Linked DNA regions of Homo sapiens: region 1 is linked to region 2. A link is a loop called in an ENCODE intact Hi-C map of the cell type or tissue named here. Cell type or tissue: B cell. All regions are shown on one strand. Each heading gives the region's core, and the rest is flanking DNA. Links, peaks and the distances in the headings are about the cores only.

The links. Peaks named below come from ENCODE experiments on the same cell type or tissue, not always from the same donor. Only the 100,000 strongest peaks of a DNase experiment are listed, where the experiment ranks them.
Region 1: a loop joins it to region 2, with 9 times the contacts of the local background. A loop is called at or near these places in 34 of 110 quality-filtered maps.

What each region holds. Positions count from the first base shown.
Region 1 is chr16:69,326,981-69,333,087 of GRCh38, reverse strand. COG8 (component of oligomeric golgi complex 8) reads left to right here. Exons shown (of 6, transcript NM_032382.5): 4 at 206-374; 5 at 1,993-2,275; 6 at 3,909-6,107. The coding sequence ends at 2,249. PDF (peptide deformylase, mitochondrial) reads left to right here and starts at 2,500. Exons shown (of 2, transcript NM_022341.2): 1 at 2,500-3,091; 2 at 3,909-6,107. The coding sequence starts at 2,518. The coding sequence ends at 4,066. RefSeq lists enhancers at 1,191-1,838, 2,487-3,134 and silencers at 2,063-2,452, 2,483-2,862. In B cell, for the core only: no CTCF peak of the experiment used is centred there; a DNase peak (open chromatin) is centred at 2,447; H3K4me3 peaks cover 1,831 bases; H3K27ac peaks cover 1,661 bases.
Region 2 is chr16:69,383,523-69,390,995 of GRCh38, reverse strand. TERF2 (telomeric repeat binding factor 2) reads left to right here and starts at 4,989. Exons shown (of 10, transcript NM_005652.5): 1 at 4,989-5,403; 2 at 5,510-5,605; 3 at 6,286-6,416. The coding sequence starts at 5,025. RefSeq lists a silencer at 4,994-5,373. In B cell, for the core only: a CTCF peak has its summit at 5,290; a DNase peak (open chromatin) is centred at 5,025; H3K4me3 peaks cover 2,500 bases; H3K27ac peaks cover 3,052 bases.

The DNA.
Region 1 (6,107 bases), core at 1-5,000, 55 kb after region 2:
GGGTCTGAACTTCACATTAATAAAGTGACACAATTGTGGACAATGACCATAATTCTGAGTTTAAATGAGACAGTAAAATAATGTACTGTTAAATTACTTTGTTCAGGAAAACTGGAGGGGCATACATTTTTTTGCCTAGTTTCATGCACTGCTGTCCCAGTGGTGATAGGCTGTCCCAGTAATTGACGGTGCCCTTGTCTCTTAGGTAACTAAAATAATCCTGGCCTTCCATCGCGCTGAAGAGGCTGCCTTCAGCAGCGGGGAGCAAGAGCTCTTTGTCCAGTTCTGCACTGTCTTCCTGGAAGACCTTGTTCCGTATTTAAATCGCTGTCTCCAAGTCCTTTTTCCACCAGCTCAGATAGCACAGACTTTAGGTAAGAGAATGAAAATTCTGTAAACTGCCTTACTGATGTGTAATTCACATACTAAATAATTCATCCATTTGTGTAAGTCAGTGTTTTTTAGTAAATATGAATCCAATTTTAGAATATTTCCATCACTCCAAAAAGATCCTTCATGCACGTTTGTAGTCATTCCTCGACAGCATCCTTAGTCCCTGGCAACCTACTTTCTGTTGCCATAGATTTGCCTCTTCTGGACATTTCATAAAAATGGAATCATACATTATGTGGCTGTATCTGGCTAAGCGGAAGAAGCCAGTCACAAAAGAACTACATACGTATGATTCCATTTATGTGAAATATCTAGAGAAATGGTTTTTACAGTCTTTTTTTTTTTTGAGGCGGAGTCTCGCTGTGTTGCCAGGCTGGAGTGCAGTGGCACAGTCTTGGCTCACTGCAACCTCCACCTCCCGGGTTCAAGCAATTCTCCTGCCTCAGCCTCCCGAGTAGCTGGGACTACAGACTCGCACCACCACGCCCAGCTAATTTTTGTGTTTTAGTAGAGACGGGGTTTCACCATGTTGGCCAGGATGGTCTCTATCTCTTGACCTGTGATCCGCCCACCTCGGCCTCCCAAAGTGCTCGGATTACAGGCGTGAGCCACCACGCCCGTCCTAAAGTCTTTTTTCCAATTCACTTTCACGTCCTTGTCCCTTTGTGGTAGGAGAGGGGCTTGGTTGAGGCACAGCTTCCCAAAGGGCAATGGGTCAGTGCATCACACGTGCAAAGCCTGGCTGCCCTCTGCTTTTTCCCTGGTGCTGCCTGAGGTCTGGGTTCCTGCTGCAGGCACCCTACACTGCTGTTCCGTTACGTTCTGCTTCACAGTATAGCTTCCCATTCCCTGTAACAAAGGTGGTTTTTGCTGTATTAAAACATAGTAATTGATGGCTGGGCGCAGTGGCTCATGCCTGTAATCCCAGCACTTTGGGAGGCCGAGGCGGATGGATCACCTGAGGTTGGGAGTTTGAGACCAGCCTGGCCAACATAGTAACTCCGTCTCTACTAAAAATACAAAAATTAGCCTGGCATGGTGGCGGGCGCCTGTAATCCCAGCTACCACGGAGGCTGAGGCATGAGAACTGTTTGAACCTGGGAGGCAGAGGTTGCAGTGAGCAGCAATCACGCCACTGCACTCCAGCCTGGGCGACAGAGCGAGACTGTCTCAAAAAAAAAAATAGTAATGGCTCGTTTTTTTTCCCTTAAATTTCCTTTTTTTTTTTTTTTTTTTTTTTTGAGACGGAGTTTTGCTCTTGTGGCCCAGGCTGGAGTGCAATGGCGCGATCTCGGCTAACTGCAATCTCCACCTCCTAGGTTCAAGCGATTCTCCTGCCTTAGCCTTCCCAAGTAGCTGGGATTACAGGCCTGCGCCACCAAGCCCGGCTAATGTTGTATTTTTAAGAGAGATGGGATTTCTCCGTGTGGGTCAGGCTGGTCTCGAATTCCTGACCTCAGGTGATCCGCCCCCCCCTCCCCGGCCTCCCAAAGTGCTGGGATTACAGGCGTGAGCCACCGCGCCCGGCCTCCCTTAAATTTCTATATTGAGTTTTATTAGTAACTGTTTTCCATTTTGCTTTCCCCACGTCTGGGTTAGGCATTCCTCCCACTCAGCTCTCCAAGTACGGTAACCTAGGGCATGTGAACATCGGCGCCATTCAGGAGCCCCTCGCCTTTATCCTGCCAAAGAGAGAGACGCTTTTCACCCTGGATGACCAGGCGCTGGGGCCCGAGCTCACAGCTCCAGCACCAGAGCCTCCCGCCGAGGAGCCACGCCTGGAGCCCGCGGGCCCAGCCTGCCCGGAGGGAGGGCGAGCGGAGACGCAGGCCGAACCGCCCAGCGTGGGGCCCTAGCCGGCGTCCCCTGCCTCCAGAACGCGGTGCGTGAGGTTCCCGGCGCGGGGTGGCCAGGACTGCCTCGCCCTGGAAGGTCCGGGGCGGGTTCGGGAGGCGGGAAGGCGCTCCCGGGAGGAGAGCGGAAGGGGGCGGTGCTCACTGCCAGTCTAAGCAGGAAGGCGGGGATCCAGTCGCGGCTTCGCTGTGTGCTGGCCGACGGCGCTTCCCGGCGTGCCCCGCGCTGCGGCCGGAAGGGGCGGGCCGGGTCACTGTTAAGGGGGCCGCCATGGCCCGGCTGTGGGGCGCGCTGAGTCTTTGGCCACTGTGGGCGGCCGTGCCGTGGGGCGGGGCGGCAGCCGTCGGTGTCCGGGCTTGCAGCTCCACGGCCGCCCCGGACGGCGTCGAGGGCCCGGCGCTGCGGCGCTCCTATTGGCGCCACCTGAGGCGTCTGGTGCTGGGTCCTCCCGAACCGCCGTTCTCGCACGTGTGCCAAGTCGGGGACCCGGTGCTGCGCGGCGTGGCGGCCCCGGTGGAGCGGGCGCAGCTAGGCGGGCCCGAGCTGCAGCGGCTGACGCAACGGCTGGTCCAGGTGATGCGGCGGCGGCGCTGCGTGGGCCTAAGCGCGCCGCAGCTGGGGGTGCCGCGGCAGGTGCTGGCGCTGGAGCTCCCCGAGGCGCTGTGTCGGGAGTGCCCGCCCCGCCAGCGCGCGCTCCGCCAAATGGAGCCCTTCCCCCTGCGCGTGTTCGTGAACCCCAGCCTGCGAGTGCTTGACAGCCGCCTGGTCACCTTTCCCGAGGGCTGCGAGAGCGTCGCCGGCTTCCTGGCCTGCGTGCCCCGCTTCCAGGCGGTGCAGATCTCAGGTGCGGGCGGCGGGGACCGGGGCTGCTGGAGCAGCGCGCGCGTCTCTTCTGCCCGACTCCGCGAGAGCGCAGAAGTGGTCGCGGTTCATACGCCGGACCTCCCGCAGGAGCGAAGTGGGATGCGGGAGCGGAGAGGCCTCAGGACGGATAGAAGCTCCTGTGGGGTAGAGCCCGCTCAGATAGGACGCAGGGGCGAGGAGAGGTCCCCTAGTTCCGCTGTTACCTGACAGCCTGGCGTCTGCTTTCTGCTCCCTTGCTCTCTGAGGCAAACACGCTCTTCGGCCCCAGTTAGATCCGCCACGGTGGAGTTGGAGAAGTGGGGGTTAGCCCCCGCCAGCCTGACCCAGCCCAGGGGGCTAGGCCATTCCCCCGTGGTACCACAGGATGCCTCGCGGAATGCGGGCTCTGCTGGGGTCGGGGTGATTGTTCCTGCACAGCAAGCCCGTCGGTTCAAGATGGTCAGAAAAACAAGTGGGGTCTCAAGCTGCAGAACCTCTGTTAGGAGTTGGGAGCCCACAGGTACCTCAGAAGTGGGAGGAGTGTTCGGAAGGGTCGCACCGTAGAAAGATGATTTCTCATCTCAGCTCTACAGTGAGCTCGATAACCTAATTACCAGAGTTGGGAACCAGGTTGAACGCTTGGTAATGGACCGAGATGAGGGACGTTTTCCAGTTAGAAGAGGAGCTGCTGTCTACATTTGCCATCTGCTGTTGCCTCTTGTCAATGGGAACAGCCAGGACCGGGGGCAGGGGTAGGGAGGTTGAGGATGATGCAGTTCAGCTGTTCCCACTCACCAGGGCTGTAACTTCCTTTGCAGGGCTGGACCCCAATGGAGAACAGGTGGTGTGGCAGGCGAGCGGGTGGGCAGCCCGCATCATCCAGCACGAGATGGACCACCTGCAGGGCTGCCTGTTTATTGACAAAATGGACAGCAGGACGTTCACAAACGTCTATTGGATGAAGGTGAATGACTAAAGCTTTGCTACTGGGGCTGAGGATTCCGGATACCAAGACGCAAACACTTTCACTTTGAGCTGGGCAAATCTTACTTGGCATCAACTTGGATGGCTCGCATATGACAGGAAACTGGATTGCCAAGGCATGGCAGACTGAGCTGGAGGAAGATGTCAGAAATGTTTGCCCTGAAATCAGTTACGGACAAAATGTTGGCTACAACTTGAGGAGAAAAATCACCCCCAAAGGAGTGGACATTTCCTAACAATTCTGTATGGAGGAAGGTGGGGTAATTGCATTCGTCTGCAGTAGACACGAGTTCCTCGGACCTGTATAATCTCCCAAAGCCAAGGTTTGGTAATAATGTAGTCCCCAAATACCTGAAAGCTGTCTTTAAAAATGCAGGTAAGCATGTGACTGGCCATTTGTGCCGAGTTCTTATTTTTACGGAGGGCTTGTGGCCTTAGACGCCAGTTTGCTTATGGAAATGAAAGAGAATAGTCCCTGTTCAAGGATGTGTTTCATGACAGCACGAGTGTAAATGAGTGCCCACACATTTTAACAGCCTTGGGCAGGATTTTGCTGCTGAGATCCCTAGAGCAGCTGGTTCTTGGCTCATTCTTGGGGTAGAGGCCGTGGATCAGGGCTGGGGGCAGGGGTGACAATTGAGAAGTGCACTGAGCCCTTTCCTGTTAACAATTGGGCATAGAAAGCAGGATTAGTACTTCCTGGTTATACACTTATTTTGTAAAAATAGAATTAATATCACAGCAACCAATGTGTAGGTTTAAGAAAGTGGCCAGGTGCAGTGGTTCACGCCTGTAATCCCAGCACTTTGGGAGGGCGGGGCGGGTGGATCACGAGGTCAGGAGCTCAAGACCAGCCTGGCCAAGATGGTGAAACCCTGTCTCTACTAAAGATACAAAAATTAGCCGGGCGTGGTGGCGAGCACCTGTAATCCCAGCTACTCGTGAAGCCAAGGCAGAGAATTACTTGAACCCAGGAGGCGGAGGTTACAGTGAGCTGAGATCACGCCACTGCACTCCATCCAGCCTGGGCGACAGAGCGAGACTCAAAAGTATGATTCTGGCTGTAGAGTTTTCTTTTTTTCTCTGTCTCAAAAAAAAAAAGTGTCAGCTTTGTCTTGTCAAGAGGTGAAGGAACTTGTTTTATTCTTTTATTTTTTTTTTAAGATAGAGACGGGGGTCTTACTATGTTGCCCAGGCTGGCCTCAAATTCCTGGTCTCAGGCAATCCTCCTGCCTCGGCCTCCCAAAGTGCTGGGATCAGTTGTGAGCCACACTACCCAGCCAAACTCCAGTTTTAGTTAAACTGTTTCACCTCATTTTTATGCTGAGTTTTGTAAAGTAGGTATTCTTGCTGAACAGAGTCCTGAAAATCAAACTATACAAGTAGTAGGAAGTCCATTAAGCTGTTTAGAGGAAAAAGTGTTATAAATGGCAGTTAAATGAACCCAGGAAAGACCCATCCTCCTTTGTGGCTTTCTCTGAGGCCCCATGAGGCCAAGCAGAAGCAAACTGGCTCTAGGTGCAGCCAGACTTTGAAAAGGAATCCCGGCCAGGCTTGGTGGCTCATGCCTGTAATCCCAGCACTTTGGGAGGTCAAGGCAGGCAGATCACCTGAGGTCAGGAGTTCAAGACCAGCCTGGCCAACATGGCGAAACACTGTTTCTACTAAAAATATGAAAATTAGCTGGGTGTGCTGGTAGGCGCCTGTAATCACAGCTACTTGGGAGGCTGAGGCGGGAGAATCGCTCAAACCTGGGAGGCAGAGGTTGCAGTGGGCTGAGATCTCGCCACTGTACTCCAGCCTGGGCGACAGACCAAGGCTCTGTCTCAAAAAAAAAAAAAAAAAAAAAAAAAGGGAATCCCAACCAGATACTGGTGCAAGGTCAGAGATGCAGCCAATGGGGAGATTTGTAGAAAGCTCATAGATGCTAAAAACATGGGTCTTTAGGAAAATTAGAATTCAGCTGAGCCTCCTTTCATTTGGACAATGTTCAGAAGCTCTTACAGGGGGCTATGGCAATCTTTTGATGCTTC
Region 2 (7,473 bases), core at 2,474-7,473:
GGGATTATTAACTTTTTTTTTTTTTTTGAGACAGAGTCTCGCTCTGTCGCCCAGGCTGGAGTGCAGTGGCGTGATCTCAGCTCACTGCAAGCTCCGCCTCCCTGGTTCACACCATTCTCCTGCCTCAGCCTCCCGAGTAGCTGGGACTACAGGGGCCCACCACCACACCCGGCTAATTTTTTGTATTTTTAGTGGAGACAGGGTTTCACCGTGTTAGCCAGGATGGTCTTGATCTCCTGACCTTGTGATCCACCCGTCTCGGCCTCCCAAAGTGCTGGGATTACAGGCATGAGCCACCGCGCTTGGCCTTTTTTTTTTTTTTGAGACAGAGTCCTGCTTTGTCGCCCAGGCTGGAGTGCAGTGGCACAATCTCGGCTCACTGCAAGCTCTGCCCCCCGGGTTCACATGCCCGGCCGATTATTAACTTTTAAAACCTTTCTAGTGGAGGCTGGGCGTGGTGGCTCACGCCTATAATCCCAGCACTTTGGGAGGCCGAGGTGGGCAGATTGCCTGAGGTCAGGAGTTCGAGACCAGCCTGACCAACATGGGAAAACCCCATCTCTACTAAAAACACAAACAAATTAGCGGGTGTGGTGGTGGGCGCCTGTAATCCCAACTACTTGGGAGGCTGAGGCAGGAGAATCTCTTGAATACGGGAAACGGAGGTTGCAGTGAGCCGAGATCACACCATTGCACTCCAGCCTGGGCAACAGAGCGAGACTCTGCCTCAAAAAACAAAACAAAACAAAAAACCTTGCTAGTGACCAGGCGTGGTGGCTCACGCCTGTAATCCCAGCACTTTGGGAGGCCGAGGTGGGTGGATCACCTCAGGTCAGGAGTTCAAGACCAGCCTGACCAATATGGTGAAACCCCATCTCTGCTAAAAAATACAAAATTAGCTGGGTGCGGTGGTGCATGCCTGTAATCCCAGCTACTTAGGAGGCTGAGGCAGGAGAATCGCTTGAACCCAGGAGGTGGAGGTTGCAGTGAGCCGAGATCACACCGTTGCACTCCAGCCTGGGCAACAAGAGCGAAACTCCGTCTCAAAAACAAAAACAAAAACAAACAAAAAAAACCTTGCTAGGCCCAGCTTGGTGGCTCAGACCTGTAATCTCAGCACTTTGGGAGGCCTAGGCGGGAAGACTGCCTGAGCCCAGGAGTTTGAGACCAGCCTGGCCAACATGGCAAAACCCTGTCGCTACAAAAAAATAAAAAAATAATAATTGGCCAGATATGGTGGCATGTACCTGTAGTCCCGGCTACTCAGGAGGCTGAGGAAGGAGGATCACTGGAGCCCAGGAGGTCGAGGCTGCGGTGAGCCATGATCACACCACTGCACTCTGGCCTGGGTGACAGAGCAAGATCTTGTCTCAAAAAAAAAAACCTTGCTAGCTTGATTGGCATGTGTCAGGCAATTTTTTTTTTTTTTGAGACTGAGTTTCGCTCTTTTCGCCCAGGCTGGCATGCAATGGCATGTTCTCGGCTCACTGCAACCTCCACCTCCTTGGTTCAAGTGATTCTCCTGCCTCAGCCTCCCAAGTAGCTGGGATTACAGGTGCCCACCACCATGCCCGGTTAATTTTGTATTTTTAGTAGACATGGGGTTTCACCATGTTGGCCAGGCTGGTCTTGAACTCCTGAACTCAGGTGGTCCTCCCACCATGGCCTCCTAAAGTGCTGGGATTACAGGCGTGACCCACCGTGCCTGGCCAGTTATTATTATCATTATTATTATTACTATTGTTATTTTAAGACAGAGCTCACTCTATCCAGGCTGGAGTGTAGTGGTACCATCTCAGCTCACTGCAACCTCTGCCTCCCAAGCGATTCTCATGTCTTGGCTTCCCAAAGTGCTGGGATTACAGTCGTGAGCCACCGCACCCAGCATTGTCAGACATTATTTACAGGCCTTATTTCATCTTTATTTTTTAAGACGGAGTCTGGCTCTGTTGCCCAGGCTGGAGTGCGGTGGCGGGATCCTGGCTCACTGCAACCTCCGCCTCCCAGGATCAAGCAATTCTCCTGCCTCAGCCTCCCGAGTAGCTGGGATTACAGGCTTCAGCTACCACACCCAGTTAATTTTTGTATTTTTAGTACAGATGGGGTTTCACCATGTTGGCCAGGTTGGTCTCCAACTCCTGACCTCAGGTTATCCACCCACCTTGGCCTCCGAAAGTGCTGGGATTACAGGTGTCAGCCACAGCGCCCGGCCGGTATAAGCTGTTTTTATTAACTCATCCAGGACCTGCCTAGAAAGTCTCCTACTCTCCTCTATCAAAAAAAACTCATTTTTCTTTTATTTTTTCAAAATTAAGGTATGACTTACATAAAGTGCGCAAATCATAAGTGTCCTGCTTGATGGATTTTCTCCTCATTTTTCAAAGTCCCATCATCCTCTGGTTATCCCAAAATCATTCTCTTCTTTATCTACCACAAATACCCAACTGTCTCTTTAAGGGAACTTCTTTGAAAACCTTAAGTGCTTCCTGCTTTCCTGTAATCCCAGCTACTCGGGAGGCTGAGGCAGGAGAATCAATTGAACCTGGGAGATGGAGGTTGCAGTGAGCCGAGATTGCGCCATTACACTCAAGCCTGGGCGACAAGAGCAAAACTCTGTCTCAAAAAACAAACAAACAAACAAAAAACAGTTTACACTTACTGAGCCCTTACCACAAGCTGAGCCCTTCGCTAAAGGCATTAGAAATAGCAACTCATTGACTTTTCGTATAATTTCCAAGAGGTACCTTCATTATTTGTGCTTGACAGATGTGGAAACAGAGGCACAGAGACAGTTAAGGGATTTGTTCAAGGTTACACAGCTAGCAAGTAGAGGAGTTAGCACTGGCCAGGCGCAGTGGCTCACGCCTATAATCTCAGCACTTTGGGAGGCCACAATGGGTGGATCACTTGAGGCCAGGAGTTCGAGACAGCGTGGCCAACATGGTGAAACCCCGTCTCTACTAAAAATACAAAAATTAGCCAGGCGTGGTGGCACACGCCTGTAATCCCAGCTACTCGGGAGGCTGAGGCAGGAGAATCACTTGAACCCGGGAGGCGGAGGTTGCAGTGAGCCAAGATCGTGCCACTGCACTCCAGCCTGGGCAACAGAACAAGACTCTGTCTCAGAAAAAAAAAAAAAAAGTTAGAATTGAAAGGCAAGTGATTTGGCACCAGGCATAGTAGCTCAACCCTGAAATCCCCAGCACTTTAGGAGACCAGGGTGGGAGGAGTGCTTGAGGCCAGGAGTTCGAGACCAGCCTGGGCAACACGGCAAGACCCCTAATTCTACGAAAAAAAATTTCAAATTACCCAGGCATGGTGGCACACGCTGGTAGTCTTAGCTACTTGGGAGGTTGAGGCAGGAGGATCACTTGAGCCCAGGAGTTCAAGGCTGCAGTGAGCACGATTGTGCCACTGCACTCCAACCTGCATTACAGAGTGAAACTTTCTCAAAAAAACTAAAATAAAGGCAAGTGATTTGGTTCCTGGTTAAGGCAAGCAGGCTGGAATGGAAAAGCAGCCATGGGCCGGGCGCAGTGGCTCACGCCTGTAATCCCAGCACTTTGGGAGACCGAGGCGGGCGGATCACGAGGTCAGGAGATGGAGACCATCCTGGCTAACACAGTGAAACCCCGTCTCTACTAAAAATACAAAAAATTAGCTGGGCATGGTAGTGGGCGCCTGTAGTCCCAGCCACTCGGGAGGCTGAGGCAGGAGAATGGCATGAACCCAGAGGCGGAGCTTGCAGTGAGCCGAGATCGTGCCACTGCACTCCAGCTTGGGCGACAGAACGAGATTCCATCTCAAGAAAAACAAAGAAAAAAAAGAAAAGCAGCTATGATCACCAAAGATCAGTCAGACCTAGAGGCCTCTTCTCTCATCCCGGAACGTGTACCTCATAGAACTTTTGGCTTTCCAGGATACTATACATATTAAGGTCCTGATATTAATTCACAGGTCCAGCATGGGATTCACATCCTCAAGGACATGGCCACCTGCACTTCTGAGTTGTCTTTGAGTGGCCCCAAACTGGATCTTTGCAGGTTCCAGACTAGTGGGGCTGGTAGGACAATCTTTGAAGCTAGACCAGTTACTGGGCCTCTCAGGAAGAGGCACCCACAACCACCATCCTGAACTAAGGTCTGAGCTGGAGGTTCTCCATTTGGTCAAGTGCCAGTTGGTGAATTCCAAGAGTATCAGAGATATCTGAAAGTGACTCAGACCCTCTATGGGACTATGGGTGGTCCTTTTGCTTATTTTTCTAATTGTTCTACAACAAAATGTGTTATTTTTGTGATTACAAAGAGTATATGTCTAGCGGCTGGGTTGCCAGGTGCATTCTATTTATTGGTATCACACTGGTCTTTGCTTTATAATTACAGTATTTGTTAAAATACAAATTTGTTTAAAGACTTTCCTCTGTGTATGCTCTCTTCCACAATTTTCAAAGTGTTTAATAAGGTGCACATATTTGGTTTTCTTTTTTTTCTTTTCTTTTTTTTGAGACGGAGTTTCGCTCTTGTTGCCCAGACTGGAGTGCAATGGCGCGATCTCGGCTCACCGCAACCTCCGCCTCGCGGGTTCAAGCGAGTCTCCTGCCTCAGCCTCCTGAGTAGCTAGGATTACAGGCATGCGCCACCACGTCTGGCTAATTTTGTATTTTTAGTAGAGATGGGGTTTCTCCATGTTGGTCAGGCTGGTCTCGAACTCCCGACCTCAGGTGATCCACCCGCCTCAGCCTCCCAAAGTGCTGGGATTACAGGCGTAGAGCCACCGATCCCGGCCTGTTTTTCAGTCTCTAATACACTGTTCCGCGTCCCTAGCATAGTAGCTGTTTTCTGTAAATTCGGAGCGAAGTTGACTGCAAAACCCGCCGGGTTCACCGGCCTGGGCGGTGTGGACTTCAAGCCCCAGGAGGCATTGCGGCCGGCACATCGGGAACTACGGCGTCTGAGAAGGGGGCCGGGCCCTCCGGTCCTTTCCCTCCCAGAAGCCCGCGGGCGGCTCGGAACGCTGTTTCTATCATGGCCGCGGGAGCCGGGACGGCGGGCCCCGCTTCCGGCCCGGGCGTCGTGCGTGACCCAGCGGCGTCACAGCCGAGGAAGCGGCCCGGCCGGGAGGGCGGGGAGGGCGCGCGGCGATCGGACACGATGGCGGGAGGAGGCGGGAGTAGCGACGGCAGCGGGCGGGCAGCTGGCAGGCGGGCGTCCCGCAGTAGCGGGCGGGCCCGGCGGGGGCGCCACGAGCCGGGGCTGGGGGGCCCGGCGGAGCGCGGCGCGGGGGAGGCACGGCTGGAAGAGGCAGTCAATCGCTGGGTGCTCAAGTTCTACTTCCACGAGGCGCTGCGGGCCTTTCGGGGTAGCCGGTACGGGGACTTCAGACAGATCCGGGACATCATGCAGGGTGAGGGCCGGGCCGGGGGAGGGGGGTTGGAGCGCCGGGGAAGGGGGTCCGGGGGACCGGGAGTCGGGACTGGGGGTCGCCCAGCCAACGATGTCTTCTCTCCCAGCTTTGCTTGTCAGGCCCTTGGGGAAGGAGCACACCGTGTCCCGATTGCTGCGGGTTATGCAGTGTCTGTCGCGGATTGAAGAAGGGGAAAATTTAGGTATGGCTATTTTTGTGTTCTTCTCTGGGCTTACTTGCGTAGGGTTTTGTTTTAAAACTTATATCTAGAACTGAAGGATTCCAGGTTAAAGTGCGATAGTTTCCATCAGAGTGGTCTTTTTCATTCTACGATGGGTCTGTTTTCTGGCTCGACTGGCTCTAGTTTTCTCCGGTTAAGGTTGTCTTGGCTGCTTTTCTGTGTTTTTTTTAAATCTTCTCCCACCTGTTAATTGCTCACCCCAACTTTGCTCCTGTCTAAAGTGAGTTATGTTCATATGGACATCTTTTTTCCCCCATGGTAGAGAGTTTTTCAGAGTGGAAGTACTCTGACATTTTTCCCCTCTGAATTTAACTTGAAAGCTATTTAGCTGTTGTCAGTTTCTTGCCACTCGTATCTGAGGAGGATGGGTATATTCTGAATTTGAGAGGCAAATGCAGGTATTTAAAAATAATTTTTTTGCCTGTCTTGACAGGTGTTAAAAAATGGTCACGTTAAATTCATTGATTTGAATTTGGACCCTTATCGTGTATGTCAACCTGTAGCAAATATGTCAAAAAATTAAATGCAAATCTTACCATATTTGCATGCTCCATTTCCATAAATATATATATATAATTTTTGGACATAACTTTTTTACCCTTAGAAAAGAGCTTAAAAATGAAAACTGTGCTTTGTCCTAGACTGTTCCTTTGATATGGAGGCTGAGCTCACACCACTGGAATCAGCTATCAATGTGCTGGAGATGATTAAAACGGAATTTACACTGACAGAAGCAGTGGTCGAATCCAGTAGAAAACTGGTCAAGGAAGCTGTAAGGCTCTATTTTTATATCTTTTTTCTTTGACCAAAAATCAAGGGTCTTTGAGGATACAGCACTTACTCTTTACTGTGTGGGGCAGAGGAAAACAGCAATGGGGAGAGATTGAGCAAGCAAGAAAGCACACACACAGACGTTATTTCTTCAGGTGTCTCCTTTCCCACCCAGGCTTGGGAAGTAATGGCAGTTGCTCAGTTTTTGTGATTTGGGTGGTCTTCCTTGTGGCTTTGGCATTGAAGCTCTGACATTTTGGAGGTTACTGCACCATTCGGGAGCACTCTACAAGGGCCTTAAGTAACTCTGGCCTAGGGTTTGGTCACCCTTGTTTATAATAAACCAAGGAGATAAACTGGGGCCTTGGAAAATGTGGTACTGACTTTGAGTTCTTTCTGTCTGCAGAAAGAGGGGCTTAGAGAATATCCCTTTTGAACAGATAGATTAGAATCAGAGGTGCTGGGATAATGAGCCAGCTAGCAAAATAGTAATGGTAGAAGAATGATAGAAATCCGGCACAGGCAGTGTTCTTGAATTCAAGAAAAAAGCTAATGGAGTGTCTAGGAATTTGGGATTGTCACTGTGTTGTGGCTCAGGTAGCTTCAAACAGTAGAAATTATTTTAATTTAAAACATAGAAGTGGCTGTGGGAACCAGTTAGAAAAAGATTTTTCTTCCCCCAAAACCAAGGCTGGGGGGTGTGGAAGCAGATGCAGAGGTGAAGATGGAAAACATCAGCTAAGCATTGCCCTGGTGGTAGAAAATAGGGAAATGGTTAAGAAAAGAGCACCCCTAAAAGGATGGGATCCCAAAGATGGGGGTGGGGTAGAAAGAAAAACCTTGCTTCACAAGGAAAACCTGTCTCTTGGCTGTGTACATTGTACTTGGGTACCCTATTAAAAAACAACTAGTGTGCATGAGGTGCACATATTTTATTTATTTAATTAAGGACCTTGGGCAGATACTACTTTTGGTCTGGTAAAGAAATGCTTAAATATTAGTCATTTCCAAGGAAGAATAATTTCAAGAGTACATTTTTAGTATAGGAAAATCAGGTT